Linked DNA regions of Homo sapiens: region 1 is linked to region 2. A link is a contact called in ENCODE Hi-C or POLR2A ChIA-PET data. All regions are on one chromosome and are shown on one strand. The core of a region is the stretch at or near the end of the contact, and the rest is flanking DNA. Distances in the headings are between cores, read along the strand shown.

What was found. A loop is a pair of places that touch in the nucleus more often than their neighbours do. ChIA-PET counts read pairs that join two places held with the same protein, here RNA polymerase II (POLR2A). Pooled maps may share reads with other maps.
Region 1: a loop to region 2 is called in a map of PC-9, with 10 times the contacts of the local background. The contact joins two enhancer-like sites. A Hi-C loop is called at or near these places in 1 of 168 maps with a recorded cell type or tissue (PC-9) and 7 of 50 pooled maps. POLR2A ChIA-PET finds 5 or more read pairs at or near these places in 1 of 52 experiments (activated CD4-positive, alpha-beta T cell).

What each region holds. Positions count from the first base shown.
Region 1 is chr7:151,931,068-151,936,017 of GRCh38, forward strand. No RefSeq gene overlaps it. Among named protein-coding and RNA genes, the nearest start is that of GALNTL5, 23 kb to the right of the region's middle. RefSeq lists enhancers at 2,237-2,336, 2,357-2,406. Within about 2 kb of position 1,509, at least 11 of the 41 ENCODE cell types and tissues checked have a DNase peak (open chromatin) inside an H3K27ac peak, as active enhancers do.
Region 2 is chr7:151,457,689-151,463,051 of GRCh38, forward strand. No RefSeq gene overlaps it. Among named protein-coding and RNA genes, the nearest start is that of CRYGN, 20 kb to the left of the region's middle. RefSeq lists enhancers at 1-135, 860-1,528, 2,866-3,533, 4,634-5,185. Within about 2 kb of position 2,328, at least 30 of the 41 ENCODE cell types and tissues checked have a DNase peak (open chromatin) inside an H3K27ac peak, as active enhancers do.

The sequences.
Region 1 (4,950 bases), core at 259-2,758, 470 kb after region 2:
CTTACCTCTCTCAAAGAAACTATTTTTTATTGTTGTTTTAATATTATGTTTATATTTTCTTTTATGAAAGTAACCTTCCAAAATTTGAAAATACTGAATCACACAAAGAAATGGTGAAATTATAGGTGATAATTTCCAGTCTTTTTGTGTGTGTGTCTCTACAGCTATACATAGTTGCAATCATACTGTATACACAATTTTTGTGTATTTCCTGATTTTTCACTGGATATTATAGCATTTCCAATTATTTATTTACCTTTTCTCTTCACTGTTAAGCATATGGGAAGTTTCCAAATTTTGTTGTTAAAATAATGTTTGTAATAAACTATTTTAAAACATAGTTTCCTTTGATTTTTAATATTTACTTAGAATAAATTTCTAGAAGTGTCCGAAATAAACATTTTAAGACTCTTGATATAACAAAATGCATTTCAGAAATGTTGTGCTGATTGGCACTCCCACCAGCAGAGAATAAAAGTATTTAAATGACTGCATGATTTTTAACTATCTTGTTTTTTTTCTTAAAGTGATGCAAATCCCTTTTGGAAACCAGAGTATAGTATAATAAACATACACACACCTAACATATATTTATATGTGTGTTATTTGCATACAATGTATATTTGTATAACTGTATATTTGTATACACATATATACAAAGAAATATCTTTCTCCAAATAATGTTAGTGATGGGGCACCAATATGAACGCAAAAGCCTTTCATCATCTCTTCTACAGGACAGCCATCATGAAACTAATTCCTTTCTCCCTTGTTTAGGGGAAAGGAAAAACAAACTAACATTTATGGAGCAAATTCTTTTTGTTGTTGTTGTTGTTTTGAGACAGAGTCTCACCCTGTCGCCCAGGCTGGAGTGCAGTGGCGCGATCTCAGCTCACTGCAAGCTCCGCCTCCCGGGTTCACGCCATTCTCCTGCCTCAGCCTCCCGAGTAGCTGGGACTACAGGCGCCCGCCACCAAGCCCGGCTAATTTTTTGTATTTTTTTTAGTAGAGACGGGGTTTCACTGTGTTAGCCAGGACGGTCTCGATCTCCTGACCTCGTGATCCGCCTGCCTCTGCCTCCCAAAGTGCTGGGATTACAGGTGTGAGCGGAGCAAATTCTTGACCTGGTATACCGTCAGTTCTTAAAAATGAATCAAGAAATGTGCCACTCTACTAGTGTCCATTTCACTCTTAGAGCAACTTGCACATGATGTAAGTAATATTTTCCTAGTTTTACAAAGAAAGGAAATAGACTTAACAAGGCTAATTCGCTTCCCCAAGGGCATGCAATTAGTAGGTGGTGAAATCAGAATTTACACTCACTCCCGTCTTCATTGAAACGTAGTGCTTAATTTCCTGTGAGCTGCACTGGAGAGAGCTCTATCCTTGAAAGGCAAGATTTTCTTGGTTCTTTCAAAGATGACATCAGAGGGGTGGTGCCTGCTGTTTTCTAAGACTCACTTCTGGTTTCTGGTTGATTAGTTCTTTAGGAGAAGGCTCCCAACCCTCAATAGGAAGCCCAGTCTCCAAAGGTGGCCAGAACACGGTCCCCTCTCTGTGGGCATTAGCCTGGATAAAAGCCAGCTCTGAGGTCATATTTATTATATGATTGTGTAATAAAAGCTCTTTACTGGTGAATTGGCCGCTGGCAGCATTTTCCTGAGAATTCGAGGGAATCAAGTGTACAGAATAACAAGAAAAACAGCGCCTTAGGAAGCGTCCCAAAGGAATGGAGGGAGCACCCGCCATAGGTGCCAGGGACACCCGTGGGTCGCGCCTGTTTGCCTGCACTCTCAACTCCCTTCCTCTAGCTGCTGGGTGTTACTTACTCTGCCAACAATTTGTTACATTGTGTTTTTTAAAACACTGTTCAGGCCGGGTGCGGTGGCTCACGCCTGTAATCCCAGCACTTTGGGAGGCAGAGACGGGCGGATCACAAGGTCAAGAGATCGAGACCATCCTGGCTAACATGGTGAAACCCCGTCTCTACTAAAAATATAAAAATTAGCCGGGCGTGGTGGCGGGCGCCTGTAATCCCAGCTACTCGGGAGGCTGAGGCAGGAGAATGGCGTGAACCCGGGAGGCGGAGGTTCCACTGAGCCAAGATCGCGCCACTGCACTCCAGCCTGGCGACAGAGCGAGACTCCGTCTCAAACAAAACAAAACAAGAAAACACAACACGGTTCAGATTGTCACTGCGCCCTGTGATGTGTCCTCTTTGCCGTAAGGAGTTGTTGTGTAGGTTTGGGAACAAGGGGTAGGGGCATCGCCTCTCCTGCCAGAGGGCGGTAGGACTGTCCGATGACACCTGGTTTCCATAGCACTCCCGACAAGCCCTAGGAGGCTGTTCTCCTTACACATAATTATTCTAGATCTCCCTCTTGTGGACCATCTATGAAATAAAAGACACCAGTCTTTTTTTTTTTTTTTAACAGAGGCTTGCTCTGTTGCCCAGGCTGGAGTGCAGTGGTGTGATCTCGGCTCACTGCAGCCTCCGCTTCCTGGGTTCAAGTGATTCTCCGGCCTCAGCCTCCTGAGTAGCTGGGATTACAGGCGCCCACTACCACACCCAGCTGATTTTTGTATTTTTAGTAGAGACAGGGTTTCACCATGTTGGTCAGGCTGGTCTCAAACTCCTGACTCCACCTGCCTCGGCCTCCCAAAGTGCTGGGATTACAGGTGTGAACCACGGCCCCCCCGCCCCCCCGCCAAAACCAATCATATTTAATAGATACAATGAAGAATGTTATAGGTTATAAGGAATTAATTTCTGTGAGTACTATTTCAACATGTAAGACCATTAGTTTTTTTGTTATGAAATATTACAGACTTTTTAAATGTATATAGAGAATAATATAAAAATACCCATGCACCCACAAACCAGCTTTATCAGATCTTAACATTTTGCCCCACATTTACTTCAGATCCTTTAAAAAGGTAAAATAGATACAGTTGAGGGTCCCTAAATATATCCTCTCCCTAAAGTAATCATGGTTCTGAATTTATCTGTATTACTCCCATACATATGTTTATACTTCTCTACATGTATGTGTGCCAATACAATGCACACTGCTGTTTTATATGTTTGAAATTTTATAAGAAGTTACTGTCACACTGCATGTATTATTCTGCAATCTGTTTTTCTCCCACAATATTATACTTTTGAAGTTTTTCCTTGTGTTTCTGTTTCATTCATTTTCCTCTTCTGTATGCTATTGGTTGTATAAATATCACAACATATTTACCAGTTCTCTTATTCTGGGACATTTAGGTTATTTCCATTTTTCCTCATAACAAACAATGCTGTGGTGAACACACTTGGCCTTGCCTCCTTGTCTGTATATGGGAACTTTTCTAGAATATCCTAAAAGGGGAGTGCTGGCTCATTATACTGGGCTTCTTCAGCTTTACTGCTCATAGAGGATGGTACTACGTTACCTTCCGACCGTCAGCAGAGCTCTTTCCTTTCCTGTCATCTGTCCTCCCAGTGGGCAGCCAGGTGGAAGGAGCAGTAGCCACCATTAATCGAGCCTTCACCATGTGCCAAGCACCAGGTTACACGAATTGCCTGAATTTTCTTGTTTTAAAATGACAACAATCTTATGGGGGCAGCATTAGCAAGCCTGGTTTACAGGAAATCAGAGAAGTCCCGGACGCTGCCCAAGGCCACACAGATAATGAACTGCAGAGCGGAAGTGAAACTGATGCAGCCTCACCTGTCTGATCCCGAGCTGCTATTTGACCACTGGGCTATAAAGATGGTGAAAGACTTACCTGTAGAATTCTGGGATGGCGGAGGACACATCTTCCTAGTGAAGTCTCTAAGCCAGTTTGGTGAGAGCTGAGAACGAAGATCAGAAGAAAGAGGCTGGGTGCGGTGGCTCATGCCTGTAATCCCGGCACTTTGGGAGGCTGAGGCAGGCAGATCACCTGAGGTCAGGAGTTCGAGACCAGCCTGGCCAACATGGCAAAACTCTGTCTCTACTAAAAATACAAAAATTAGCTGGGCATGGTGGCACATGCCTGTAATCCCGCGACTTGGGATGCTGAGGCATGAGAATCACTTGAACCCAGGATGCAGAGGTTGCAGTGAGCGAAGATCGCACCACAGCACTCCAGCCTGGGCAACAGAGTAAAACTCCATCTCAAAATAAATAAGTAGATAAAAATAGTTCGAAGAAAGAAGGAATAAGCCATTTAAATGTTTTAATTATGAAAGTCATTATTATACGTTCAAAAGAGTATATTTAATGTTAATGTATAAATAAGGAACAATAATAAAATGAACAGATGGCAAGAAAGGAGTGAGAGAAATGGAAATTAAAGGTATCTAGATACCTAAGAAAAATAGACTTCAGTGTGAGAAAATAGCAGTGGAGGATCTGACAGCATGCATCCGTTTTCCTTGCAATTACTCAGGCTCAGCGAGTGTTTTTCGACAGTGCAGGAGTCTAAAGCTGCTTTGCCGTGTGCTCAGAACAGCTGACCTAAATCTGGCAGGACAGAGGAGTGGGGACCATCACATCAATGAGAAAAGGTGGAGTGTGCACCTGCCTGGAGACAAAGCAGAAATGGAAATAAGGGCCAGGTGGAAGACAAGAAGAGGGAAAAGGAAGTGTATTCTCCAGCTGGTCTCTCTGCTCAGCCCTGCAGGAGCTGGGAATTCCTCCTGAGCTCCCTGGGGAGCTGTCTGTTTTGCCCTGGTTTGACCAGAGCCTGACCTGAGCACTTTGCTTTTATTTCTCCCTGTTGTGTGTGTGTGTGTGTGTGTGTGTGTGTGTGTGTGTGTGTGTGTGTTTGTTTGTTTTTGAGATGGAGTCTCGCTCTGTCGCCCAGGCTGGAGTTCAGTGACATGATCTCGGCTCACTGCAACTTCTGCTTCCCGGGTTCAAGCAATTCTCGTGCCTCAGCCTCCCAAGTAGCTGGATTACAGGCATGTGCCACCACGTC
Region 2 (5,363 bases), core at 1,078-3,577:
CTGGGTAATTTACAAAGAAAAGAGGTTTATTTGGCTCACAGTTCGGAAGGCTGTACACGAAGCATAGTGTTGGCATTTGCTTCTGGTGAGGGCTTCAGGAAGCTTCCAATCATGGCAGAAGGTGAAGGGGAGCCAGCATATGTGGCGAGAGGGAGCAAGAGAGGTGGAATTGGGAGGGGAACCCCGACTCTTTTTAATAACCAGGTCTTGCATGAACTCAGAGCGAGAACTCACTCATTAACATGAGAACAGCATCAAACCATTCACAAGGAATCCACCTCCATGACCCAAACACTTCCTACCAGGCCCCACCTCTAACCTTGGGGATCACATTTCAGCATGTGATTCGGAGGGAACACACATCCAAACTATATCACTGGCGACTCTTGGCAGATCACAACTTTGAGCATCACTTTTCTCCTTTGTAGACATGAAAGTTCTGGCTAGCTGTCATTTGGGCTCCTTATCCTTTCTTGCCCCAGTTTGCCAGGGGCTCTCTTGGTCTTAAAATTGCAAGCCACAGCTGGGCGTGGTGGCTCACGCCTGTAATCCCAGCACCTTGGGAAGCCAAAGTCGGGGGATCACCTGAGGTCAGGAGTTCAAGACCAGCCTGGCCAACATGGTGAAACCCCGTCTCTACTAAAAATACAAAAAAATTAGCTGGGCGTGGTGGTGGGCACCTGTAATCCCAGCTACTCAGGAGGCTGAGGCAGGAGAATCGCTTGAACCCAGGAGGCAGAGGTTGCAGTGAGCTGAGATTACGCCATTGCACTCCAGCCCAGGCGACAAGAGCGAAACTCTGTCTCTCTCACACACACACAAAAACAAGAAACAACTGCAAGCCACACATTGAAGGAGCCCTCTGTTTTTGTTTGCCTCCTGGGGCTGCCATAACAAAGTAACCCAGACTGGGTGGCTTACAACAATAGCAACGTATTCTCTTGTTCTGGGGGCCGGAAGTCTGAAACCAAGGTGTTGGGGGGTTGGTTTCTTCTTGGAGGCTCAGAGGGGAATCTGCTCCAGGCCTCTCCTGGCTCCTGGAAGTGCTGGCAGTCCTTGGTATACCAGTCTCTGCCTCTCTGTGTCTACATTTTTTTTTCCTTTTTTTTTTTTGAGACAGAGTCTCACTCTGTTGCCTGGGCTGGAGTGCAGTGGTGCCATCTCGGCTCACTGCAAGCTCCACCTCCCGGGTTCACACCATTCTCCTGCCTCAGCCTCCCGAGTAGCTGGGACTACAGGCACCCGCCACCACGCCCGGCTAATTTTTTTGTATTTTTAGTAGAGACGGGGTTTCACCGTGTTAGCAAGGATGGTCTCGATCTCCTGACCTCATGATCCGCCCGCCTCGGCCTCCCAAAGTGCTGGGATTACAGGCGTGAGCCACCGTGCCCGGCCCCAAATTTATTTTTCTTATAAGGCAGGGATCCCAACCCCCAGGCCATGGACTGGTCTGGTCTGTGGCTTGTTAGGAACTGGGCCATACAGCAGGAGGTGAGCAGGGGGCGAGCAAGCATTACCAGCTGAGCTCTGCCTCCTGTCAGAGCAGCGGTGGCTTCAGATTCTCATGGGAGTACGAACCCTATTATGAACTGTGCGTGCGAGGGACCTAGGTTGCATGCTCCTGATGAGACTCTAACTAATGCCTCATGATCTAAGATGGAACAGTTTCATCCTGAAACCATCCCCTCAACTCCAGTCCGTGGAAAAATTGTCTTCCATGAAACTGGTCCCTGGTGCCAAAAAGGTTGGGGACCACTGTTCTAAGGACACCAGCCATTGGTTTAGGGTCTGCTCTAATCCAGTATGTGCTCACTTTAACTTTGTTCGTTGGTAATGACCCTATTTCCAAATAGAGTCACATTCACAGGTACTGGGAATGAAGACTTCAACATGCCTTTTGCCGGGAGGCAACTCAACCCACAGCCCCCCTCAGTCCAAGTCCCCAGGGGGTGGTGAGTGGCCTGGCCACCTCTGCGGTCCCACAGTCCTGTCACTCCGGCCCGTGCTCCCTCCTAATCTGGACAATAAGAGCCCTGTGCCATTATTGTCCAAGCCAGTGCTTCTCAAAATGCAGCCCCTGAGCTCGCAGCAGCAGCAGCAGCAGCGTCCCTGGAACTTGGAAGACATGCAGATGTCCTGCACCTGACGGGGCCTCTGCAATCAGGGACTGTGCGGGGGAAGCCAGCCTGTGTCAGCGAGCCATCCAGGTCACTCTGATACAAGCCAATATGTGGTAACTGCCGAGCCAGGCGGCTGCGCTGGCTTAGAGCTGTTACTGTCATTCTACAACTTTACAACAATGCCCCAGACACAGAAAAGGTTGCGCCTTGGAACGATTTCTGTTATGGGATAATAAAAATCCCGACGTCAGAGCTAAGGAATGTGACCTTCCGCTGCTCCAGTTGTAACTCCCTGCTGTCCTCCTGCTTGAGCCTTTTAGGGTAAAGTTCAGCACATATCACCCTCGTCAACCGCGCCCCGTAAGGCAGCCACAGAGTCCTGTGCTGATGTACTTGAATTCCTTGCTGATCTGATGATGATGGGAGCAGGAGGGGAGTGGAGGGATATACAGAACGCCAGGCGGCAGCCACGCGGTGCAGGCAGAGGCTCTCTCCTCGCAGGAGCCTGCCAGCTGGCTGTTGTGTTCTTGTAGGGAATAAATCAGGAGGCACAGCTCTGCCCGGGGCTTTCTTGGGCAGTAGGAGGAACTGGGTGAAAGGTCTTGGCTGCTGAGGCCACAATATTTCCCGAATCCTGTGCTATTTCTTGTGAAACTACGAATCCAAGACTGTTTCCTAGATTGTGGCAGATGTGGGACCCGGGGGGACCTTCAGAGTCATCTCCCAGGCGACTCTCTCCTTTGCAGATGAGGAGCTGAGGTCCCACCGCTCAGAAGCTGACTGGGCAGGTCAGCAGCCTCCCTGGCCAGGACACAATCTGCTGCGCTGCCACAGGGTCTGGCTGGGCAGGTGTGGGACTGAGCTCTGGGGACCAATAGTGACACCGCACAGGCAACCTTCAGCATGCTGGACATGAGAACGAGGGCGGGCCTGCAATCCTCGGATCACTGTGTTGGTAGTTCTTAGTAGATCATACTGTTCTTGATGCCTTGGGCCAGACTGGAATGAAATATTTTTTCTCGGATTTGGTAAACTCGTTTGCTGGGGTAAGTCGTGGTGTTCCGTATTGCTTTGGATGTGTAGCCCAGGAATAAGATGGCAGCACTGCAGGATTCCGGAGCCACCCACAGCACCGACTGCTGCTGGAGATACACAATCATGGGCACTCGTGAAGCTGCAGAAACTCACGGGGACCCTGACACCAGGTGAGAGCTCCAGCTGGCAGTCTGAGGTTAGCACACCCGTCCTCAGGACTGTGGCTTGGTGCTTCTATAGCACTTTGGAAACATCCAGGGTTTTCATACTTTTGGCTGTGACAACGATCCCTGGTGAAGGGAAGTTTTAAAATAAAAGAAGATCACAAAATATAAAGGAGTTGCCCAAAGGTTTTTATTAGCTGTAGAGGGGGCCAGGACCGGAATGTTCCAAGTCTTTGTCCCTGACTGGGGATGAAGCTCTGACTGGGGTTCCCTGTGGACAGGCTCATGGGCTATGTCCCAATGTGGTGTGGTGGAAACACAGACTAAGTGGGGGATCAAGTAGCTGCCCCTTGACCTCTCTGGACCTCGGGTTCCATGATCTGAAAACAAGGATGTTAAATTAGATCTGATTCTTTCCAGTTCTAACCCCACAGCAGCTCTCACCTGGCCATTCTGTTGCCCTCTAGGAAGTCATTGAGGTAGGGAGGATGGGCAACACAAAAATTGTTTTTTTTCTTTATATAAAACATCCCCTTCTTGGGGGAGGGTAACGAGGTGGAATGGTTCTGGAATCTCCCAAGGAATGCTTTGAAGGCATCCTGGTTCAAGGATTGCTAGGCAGTGTGGGCAACCGGAGTAACCACAGCATCCAGAGGCTTCTGCGAGCACACACACCTCCTGGAACCTCAGGCTCTGCTGAGGAGGCTCTGGCACAGGGGCAAGGCAGCAGTGTGCACACCTCTTAGACTGGGGCAGCAGCCTGCAGGCACTACAGATATTCCCCTGAGAGCCCAGACCTCTACAAGCATTGCTATGAGGCAGCAGCACATTCTGGGGCATCTGAGTGACTTTCAGACCTCTGGGTACAGCTGCAATCTCAGTCTGTTTGTATTAACAATGGCAGAGGGCACTGAGCAGGAGCAGCCCTTCTTTGTTGGGAGCTGGTGTCAGGTGGACTCAATAACGACAGGTCAAATGGCAGCACAATGCACTGTATACATGGTGGGGAATTTTAATCACACAGCAACAGGTGCAGGCTAAATTCAAAAGAACCTGTCCAGAAGGTGGTGCCCTACAAAGGCGCCTCTGCTCATTCATTCAGCAGCCACACCATCAGGAACTGTGCAGTAAGGACCCCAGGAACCTAATGAGAACACTGGCAAAAACTGTCCAAAAAAATAAACGTTTCCAGAGCTCCGGAAATTAACCAAAGGCTCATAACAATCCAGGGAGTGTTGAAGGAAATTGGCTGAACCTCAGAGCAGTGAGCATTGTGGCATTTTTACTGGCCCTATTCACAGCCCTCCAAACCTCTGCCCCTGAGCTCCCTGGTAGCCTTGAAAGCAACAGCAGCAATCCCCATAAAACTCAGCAGCTTAGCAGCCACAGGAAGGGTCAAGTTGGGGTTGGAGCTCAGTGACCTCATTTGCCTGGTCTGGTGGTTCCACCTGCAAGCTAGCCTGTGACCTGACTCTGAGCTAGGCTCACCCAGCACTTTCTCCCTGGGGACGTTTATCAAAACAATCAGCAGCAATTTAGTTGACACTGGGGCAAACAACAAGCTAACAGAAACTGGAAAATGAGATGCCCACAGGGGGCCTGGGAAGCCATTATGTTTCTGGGGTTACACAAGAGCCTGCAGGCTCCAGGCTGAGTGCTGCTCATGAAATACCTGAATAAGTTGGGTAAGTAGAAGTGCTGACAGCAAAACTCTCCCCCCAACTTTTATACCCAACAAGACTATCCTTGAAAAATAAAGAAGACATTCCCAGATAAACAAAACCCATGATAACCCATTGCTGGCAGACCTGCTCTAGAAGATATACCAAAGGAGCCCTTCAGGCTGAAAGAAAAGGACACTAGACAGTAACTTGAATCCTAATGAGGAGTAATAATGGGCACCTGTAAAGGCAACCACATAAGCATGTAGAAAAGACAACATCAATGTATTTTTTAATTGTAACTTCTTTTCTCTATTTGATTTAAAAGGCAACTTCATAAGCCAATTGTAAGCCTGTGCTGATGGGCATATAATATATAGAAA